2 separate regions of the Homo sapiens genome follow, and region 2 is linked to region 1. A link is an interaction called in ENCODE POLR2A ChIA-PET data of the cell type or tissue named here. Cell type or tissue: PC-9. All regions are shown on one strand.

Region 1 (4,000 bases):
AGCAAAACAAAAACAATGGCCAATGACTTCTATACACTAAAATAGTTTTCTAGGCTGAAATTTTTGTAAAACAATTTTAAGTAATATTTAGAAGGTGAGAACTACATTAAATTATCATCCAAATCCAACTCTGAATGAAAATATATAGGTTGAGTGGTGCATTTGAATTCATCTTGTTGTATAAGGTAAAAACTACAGATAATTGGGTTATTTGAAACAGGTTAAATACAGTGGGCAAGAAGAAAGCACTCTTTTTTTTCTTTTGTTTTCATTTATTCATTTATTTTAAAATAGAGATGGGGGTCTAGCTATGTTGCCCAGGCTGGTCACAAACTCCTAAGTTCAAATGGTCCTCCTGCCTCAAATGATCCTCCTGCCTCGGCCTCCCAAAGTGCTGGGATTAGTGCGAGCCACCTCGCCTGGCTGAGAGCAGTCTTACTCACTGTGTAAATTGCAAACTAAAACAGGATGGCAGGTTGTTGCCCTATTTCTATAGCATCTTATAGGCATGTAAGGAATGGAAAAAGAGAAGTGACTGCTATCAATACTTAAATTAGCAATTGGGTCATAGCTAGAACACTCAGAAACAATTACAAGACAGTTACACTGAATATTTTATATTTCTGGGTGAAATTCAAGTCAGGGATTGATAAATAGCATACTTACGTAATTATCAACAGATCTCTAAAAACGTATATTGACACAAAGCTTATATTGTGAAGTTTCTTTTATGAGAGGGGTTTCACTATGGTAAATACAATCTAGCTTTGTAGGAACTTTGCTTTGAGAGATGAAGACAATCTCAAGCATTCAGAAAAAGCTTCAGATGGTTACTAATGATATTTTTGGAAACCAGAACCTTTGAGGGAAGCATATGTGCAATGTTCAGTGACCTGAACTCCACAGTAATGTTGACGGAGACCACCCTTCCTAGACATCAAAGCTCTGACAGTCTTTACATACCATTCTGGGCCTCAATGACGGCAGGTTCCACCTTATCAAGATCTTCTTTGACACTCATCTGTTTGTCTGCAATTACCTCCTGCTGCTTATGCAGCTGTTCCTGGATTTCTTGGCTCATAACCTAGAAAGGAGGGATGGCTTAGGTATGGGTTAAGCATTGGTTAATTTGCTGACTAAATTCTAAACAACATTCTTCACTCTGCCAACACACACACACACACACACTCTCTCTCCCTCCCTCCCTCTCTCTAACCCTAAGACCCATTTGGAACTACATTTCCTACTCTCTCATTGGAGACTGAAAATGCTCAGTCCTTACAGGCCAGAATTCCCTGACACCATACCTTCTTCTTTTCAGCCTCCTGCTGGTCTTTCACCATCTTTTTCAGCTTGTCATTGGCTGCTGCATTCTTCACCTCCAGCTCTTGGCTCTTTATCCTCAAGTCACGACGCAGTTCTTCTACCTAAAGAGCAAAGCCCACACTCAGAGACGAGAAACATGCAGAAATTATATGGAAAGGGGTCCTCACTGCAGCTCACTCCCGTGAGGAATTTGTGCCTGTGACGCACCTGGTCGACTGTCTCTTTGATCTTCCTGAGCCCCACGTTCAAGTGCATCTGCTGCTCCTCCAGCTCGCTCCGCTTCTCGTGGAACAGGTTGGCATAGTGATTGATGAAGTCCAGGTAGTGGCGAGGGGTGATGGCCATCGTTCTGCCGCCTCGCTTTGCTAGCCGAGCATTCGCCTTTCAGAAAATAGTTACATCTTCTCACTCTTCAGGAAACTCTGTGACTTAACCTCAGAAAACAATTTTGGCCTTGGCAGATGGGTGTGACATGATAGAAGGAGCCTGGCCCTCGGGGCCAGAACACTCGAGTCGGGCCTCAGCTTAGCCACTTAGAGCTTTCGAGATACCCCTTACACTTCCAAACCTCTCTAAGCCCTTTAACTTCTCTAAACTGAGGATGGTGATTACACCAACTTTAGAGGTGTACTTATGTGAAAAGGCATCACAAATGTCAGTTACTATAGAAAGGTTAGCTAGCCTGCTTCCACCTTTTATTAGTAAGAAATGACAAGAAAGGGGCAAGGCAGGCCTGATGTGAGAAACTGCTCTGGTCCCTTGATTTCTGAAGCACAGCAAGATGATCAGACTACCAGGGGAAGCCAGGGCTGGACGACATTCCAAGGGCAATGGAGATGGCCTGCAGGGGCTGGGCAGCAGGACACCTACAAGCTCAGAGTGGATTTCACAAAGCTCTTCTGGGAGGGAGGAGTAGACTGAATTCTTCTATCACACAGAATCTACAGCAAGGATTAGCAAAACATGGTTAGCAGGCCAAGCCTTGCATTTTTCAGTAATGAGGTTTTACTGGCCACAGCCACACCCATTCATTTATATATGGTCTCTGGAGGCTTTTGCCCTACAATGGCAGCACTGAGTAGCTGTGCCCGAGACTACTCCACCTGTAAAGGTTAAAACATTTATGATCTGGCTCTTTAAAGAGAAAGCGTGCTGATTCCTGATCTAGAGGAAAGAGTAAGGGCCTGAACATACAGCAGCAGTGGGAGACAAAGGCAAAGGAGATCATTTTATCAGAGGCAGAGTCAGTGGGGGCACTAAAGTGTTAGACGGCTCCAGAATTTACAGCCCAGTGACAAGAATGAGATGTTACTAAAGAGGTAAGAGGTAAGAAACAAGTATTTCCTTTACAAATAACAGTACAATGTCAAACATGAAGTGCCCTAAGGTCTATTTATGTTGTTTTGAGTCTGGGTCTTGCTCTGTTGCCCAGGCTGGATTGCAGTGCCGTGATCTCAGCTCAATATAACCTCTGCCTCCTGGGCTTAAGTGATCCTCCCACCTCAGCTTCCTGAGTAGCTGGGACTATAGGTGCCCACCACCATGCCCGGCTAATTTTCTTTGTATTTTTTGTAGAGATGGGGTCTCGCCATGTTGCCCAGGCTGGTCTTGAACTCCTGGGTTCAAGTGATCCTCCCGCCTTGGCCTCCCAAAGTGCTGGGATTACAGGCATGAGTCACTGCACCTGGCCTTAAGGTCTATTTTTATAGCAATTTAGTTTTATATTAGCATGATGGTTAGTTTTGTGGTTTATCTGTTGATCTCAAAACTGAACCCACCTGGTGAAGAGTCTGATGAACAAACACACAGCTGTTCACAATGGCTTCCCGATGGGATGGTGGCTGCGGCAGCTTATCATACACAACTGGCATGTAATCAGGCACGATGTAATTTGGCTTCTCCAGATCCATCTTACTTGTGAATTCTTTGCCAACCTGATACAGTGCTTCGGTGGACCAGTCTCCAAACCAATTCAACACACACCTGAGAAAGAGGCCCATGTTTCAGGACAGCTATGAGGGGCAGGCTTTGTCCCTTGGAAGGACACCGACTTTCCTGACCCAGAGCCAAGTAAAGGCCCACGTACCTGTTGAAAAGTGCTGGTGATGTAGCTGCCCGGTCCTTGAGTCCCTCCGAGGACGGGTTCATGGTGAACACGACGTGGAGGTTGCGGATAACCTGGCTAGTGAACCACTTGTAGAGCTCCTCGTGCGAGTCCAGCATCAGGCCTTCCTTCTGTGCCCCCTCTTTGCACTGCGTCATCAAGGTGGCATACTCGTCTCCTTCAAAGAGACCAGGCACCTGGGAAACAGCACAGTGCTGACTTACTGGTCCCCCGGTAACACGTAATGCAACGCAACACGTCACCTAATTACCTCTCCATTGGCCAGAAGGGTATTCATTCGCTCCAGGAATCCAGAATCTAACACATTAGATTCATCCATTATAAATGCTATCTTTTCATTTTTACAGCCAGAACGTCTCAACACTGTCCGTAGATCTTCATCAAAGTCTTCCCCTGTGTACTTCCTATGGACCTACAGAAGCAGAGGCAAGTTAGGTCCATTCCTACTCACTGAGCTCTGCACACACATCTGTTGCTGGGATTAAGAGGCCACCGACCAGACGCACCTTAATCTGGTACACACTCAAACCGTTCATCCAGGCGACGAAA
Region 2 (4,000 bases), 96 kb before region 1:
CCTCTGCCTATTGCTTACTGTCTCCAGTCCCAGCCTTGAAAGAGTCACAGCTGTCTCCTACCCCCTCAAATAAATATAACTCCATGTGTGCTATTTTAATTATCTTAGACTCTAGGGATAAGACTGAAATGTGGGTTCCAAACCATAGTAATAAAGGGAAAATACAGGAAGAAAATAAGAGAACTGTCATAAGGCTGGGACATTCTGCCTCAGTCACAGAACTAATTGAATTATTACAGTATGTTAGAACTGAATTCAAATTAGGACATCACTTTTTGTAGATAGAACTCATGCTAGCTTTGTTTTTCATTGTTAAGCTCCTCCAGTAAGAAGTAAAACAACAGCTTATCCAAGCAGCTTAATGAGCATTGTGGGTTTTATCTTTGCAAAGATTAGAGCAAGGACGTTCAAGCTTAATAGCCTCAATAACAGTTCCTAACTTTTTTCTATCTGAGATCCTGAAACAGGAAAGATGAGATTTTTTAAAGAGCTAGTATGCTATATGTAAAGAAAAAATTAACTTGTTACTTATATATAATTATAAGTACTTATTGGGAGGAGGCTATGAAGAGGTGATTTAAAAAAAAAAAAAAAGTACTTCTCACTCTCTGAAGAGCCTCATCAGCATTATTGGCCTTTTGAGAAGCAGCCAGTAAAACAGTGATTTTTAGCCATAGATTGCTGTAAAGTAGTAGCTGGGGCCTGTGGCAGGAAGTAAGATTCATTTGTTAATTTAAAAATTCATTTTAGGAGTTACTGATTGGGAAAACAAAAACACAGTTTATGATATTAAAAGAATCTAGTCGGCCGGGCGCAGTGGCTCACGCCTGTAGTCCCAGGACTTTGGGAGGCCTAGGCGGGCAGATCACGAGGTCAGGAGATCGAGACCATTCTGGCTAACACCGTGAAACCCCATCTCTACTAAAAGTACAAAAACAAAGTTAGCCGGGCGTGGTGGCGGGCGCCTGTAGTCTCAGCTACTCTTGAGGCTGAGGCAAGAGAATGGCGTGAACCCGGGAGGCGGAGCTTGCAGTGAGTCGTGGTTGCGCCACTGCACTCCAGCCTGGGAACAGAGCGAGACTCCGTCTCAAAAAAGAAAAAAAAAAAGAATCTAGTCGAGGATGCAGTCAGTATCTACCCATTTAGACTCCGAGTTTCTTGAGAGGAGGAGCCATTCTTTTTCCGCTTTAAGAATCCCCTAAGATATTGCTAAGCACATAGTAAATAATCAACACATACTGAATTGGATTTCTAGTTTGTTCCTCTTCCATCTTCTTCATATTTTTGCGTTTTGTTTTTCTCTTTTCCTGGTGTTTCCATGTCCACGTGTCCCCTTACTGAGCTATGGTAACTTGTAGTTCCTCATACCTGTCACACCTGTGCTTTCATGCTTTTGCATAAGTGAGATTCCCTTTCCTCTCTGTTCATCAGAGGGAATAGAAGGCCGCTCATCCCAGAAGACTTCACTCCAAAAATCACTCCTGCCTGGTATGCTCTCTGCTTATTCATCCCTCACTTTTCAACTTAAAGGCTGCCTTCTCAGAGAGGCTTTCCCTGAGGCCCCAAATGTAAGTTATGTCACCTTATTTTCTCATGGAATTATTTCCCGTATAGCACTTAGCACAATTTCTAATAATATATACATCATACACACACATATTTATATGTTTTCTTAAATAAAAGCCACCTCCCTCAGTAGACCGTAAGCTTATAATAGGGATCCTGCCTATTTTTGTTTGGCATGTCGTGTGTAGATTGGGGCCTGACATTCAATAGGTACTCAATACACACTTGCCAAATGAGTGACTCACCTTTGAGAAAGATTCTCTTTTAGCACCTTATGTTAATACTTAACTTTATTATGACATTTATTACATTGCTGTCTCATCTCACTAGGTTGTTCGCTACACACGATTGCAGTTCACAGACTTAAAAATATGCTCATGCATGCTTTCTTTTCTTATACCTTCCCCCTGAGGTTAAACTCTGCCTTAGGTCACATTACTCATGCTTTCAGAAAGCTCTGCTTCTAGCTTTCTGAGCGGGGGAGATTCAGCCCCTTGTTTATTTTATGTATTTGGCTTTCAGGTAAATATCTACTTAGCATGCCCATTGTTCACTCACTTCCTTAGTCCCAGCTCATTCTGCTTCCCTCTTCCTAAAAAATAACAAAAACGAAACACTCCTGTCCTTGGAGAATAATTTTTGCATATGGTCACATTTCAGTTTAGTAGGATAGAATATTGAATTTGCTGGATAGGTTTTAACATTGCAAGAATTATCAACTGGGTTTTTATTGTGGCTCTAGATCTGTTTGTTGGGATAAGAAAAGATTATGAGGTTGGGCACAGTGGCTCATGCCTGTAATCCCAGCACTTTGGGAGGCTGAGGCAGTCGGATCACTTCAGCCCAGGAGTTGGAGACCAGCCTAGGCAACACAAGGAGCCCCCATCTCTACAAAAAATAAATAAAAATTAACTAGATATGGTGATACATGGCTATAGTCCCAGCTACTTGGGAGGCTGAGATGGGAGGATCGCTTGAACCCAGGAGTTTGAGGCTTCAGTGAGCTGTGATCACACCACTGAACTCCAGCCTAGGCAACAGAGTGAGACTTCATCTCAAAAAAATAAATAAAGATTATGAATGTGGGCACTGAATGATTTTTCTTTTTACCATGTCTTTCTCATCTATAGCAATGCTTTATAGATTGTTGGTGCTCAATAACTATTTAGTGGATTGAATATATACTCAAAAAAGAGCACTGGACTTAAGGTCAAAAGACATAACATAAATTCTATTCATGATCACATTATTTAATATTGTGACAGTATAGTACATAAAAGTTTTAAATGAAATTATTATTTATATATGATTAGATGTTGGAAATCTAAGAGGATCAACTGAAGAACTGTAAGAAACAATAAGAAGCCAAGCATGGTGGTATACACCTGTAATTCCAGCTAATCAGGAGGCTGAGGCAGGAGGATTGCTTGAGGCCAGGAGTTCAAGTTTACATTGTGAATCATGATAGTGCCACTGCACTCCAGCCTGGGGGATATAGCTAGACTCCCATCTCTAAAAAAGAAAAAAAGAAACAATAGACAATGTAATATAGCAGATTTAAAAAGTAGCATTCAGGCCAGGCACAGTGGCTCACACCTATAATCCCAGCACTTTGGGAAGCCAGGGTGGGCAGATCACCTGAGGTTAGGAGTTCAAGACCAACCTGGCCAACATGGTGAAACCCCCACCTCTACTAAAAACACAAAAATTAGCTGGGCATGGTGGCGAGCACCTGTAATCCCAGCTATGTGGGAGGCTGAGGCAGGAGAATCACTTGAACCCAGGAGGCAGAGGTTGCAGTGAGCCCAGATCGTGCCATTGTGCTCCAGCCTGGGAGACAAAGTGGAACTCCATCTCAAAAAAAAAAAAAAAAAAATTAGCATTCAAACATCAATAACTGTCTCTACTTTCTCTGTCAAATAGTAACTAATTTAAGTATAATGGAAGAAAATGTCACATTCACAATAACAAAATAAGATAAATAGGCTGGACGTGGTAGTTTCCGCCTGTAATCCCAGCATTTTGGGAGGCAGAGGCCAGGAGTTCATGAGGAGCCTGGGCAACAGAGGGAGGCGCCATCTCTTCAGAAAATTTAAAGATTAACCAGGTGTGGTGGCACACACCTGTAGTCCCAGCTGCTGGGGAGGCTGAGGTGGGATCATTGCCTGAGCCCAGGAGGTTGAGGCTGTAGTAAGCCATGTTTACACCCCTGCACTCCAGCCTAGGTTGGCAGAATGAGACCCTGTCTCAATTAAAAAAAACACGGTTGCTAGTATACATCTCACAGGGAAGTGGGGGGTGCCTTTAATTTCATTGACTGCAGTGTGAATGGTGCCCCCTGAGATGAACCACACAGTTTCTCTGAATATATTTAGAACATGTTCATAAACTATCTGGACATAGTGGCTTATGCCTGTAATCCTAGTACTGTAGG

Evidence for each region. ChIA-PET counts read pairs that join two places held together with the same protein. Peaks named below come from ENCODE experiments on the same cell type or tissue, not always from the same donor. Only the 100,000 strongest peaks of a DNase experiment are listed, where the experiment ranks them.
Region 2: POLR2A ChIA-PET joins it to region 1 with 9 read pairs; 1 of 35 experiments calls an interaction of 5 or more read pairs at or near these places.

The regions. Positions count from the first base shown.
Region 1 is chr14:102,027,246-102,031,245 of GRCh38, reverse strand. DYNC1H1 (dynein cytoplasmic 1 heavy chain 1) reads right to left here. Exons shown (of 78, transcript NM_001376.5): 45 at 3,958-4,000; 46 at 3,702-3,863; 47 at 3,413-3,627; 48 at 3,105-3,309; 49 at 1,534-1,707; 50 at 1,308-1,427; 51 at 964-1,084. Among named protein-coding and RNA genes, the nearest start is that of HSP90AA1, 58 kb to the left of the region's middle. RefSeq lists an enhancer at 2,725-3,924. In PC-9, CTCF peaks have their summits at 2,117 and 2,382; DNase peaks (open chromatin) are centred at 1,105, 2,305 and 3,155; H3K4me3 peaks cover 1,157 bases; H3K27ac peaks cover 4,000 bases.
Region 2 is chr14:102,123,633-102,127,632 of GRCh38, reverse strand. It overlaps a transcript of HSP90AA1 not described here. Among named protein-coding and RNA genes, the nearest start is that of WDR20, 14 kb to the left of the region's middle. In PC-9, no CTCF peak of the experiment used is centred here; DNase peaks (open chromatin) are centred at 1,402, 2,002 and 3,002; H3K4me3 peaks cover 1,241 bases; H3K27ac peaks cover 3,167 bases.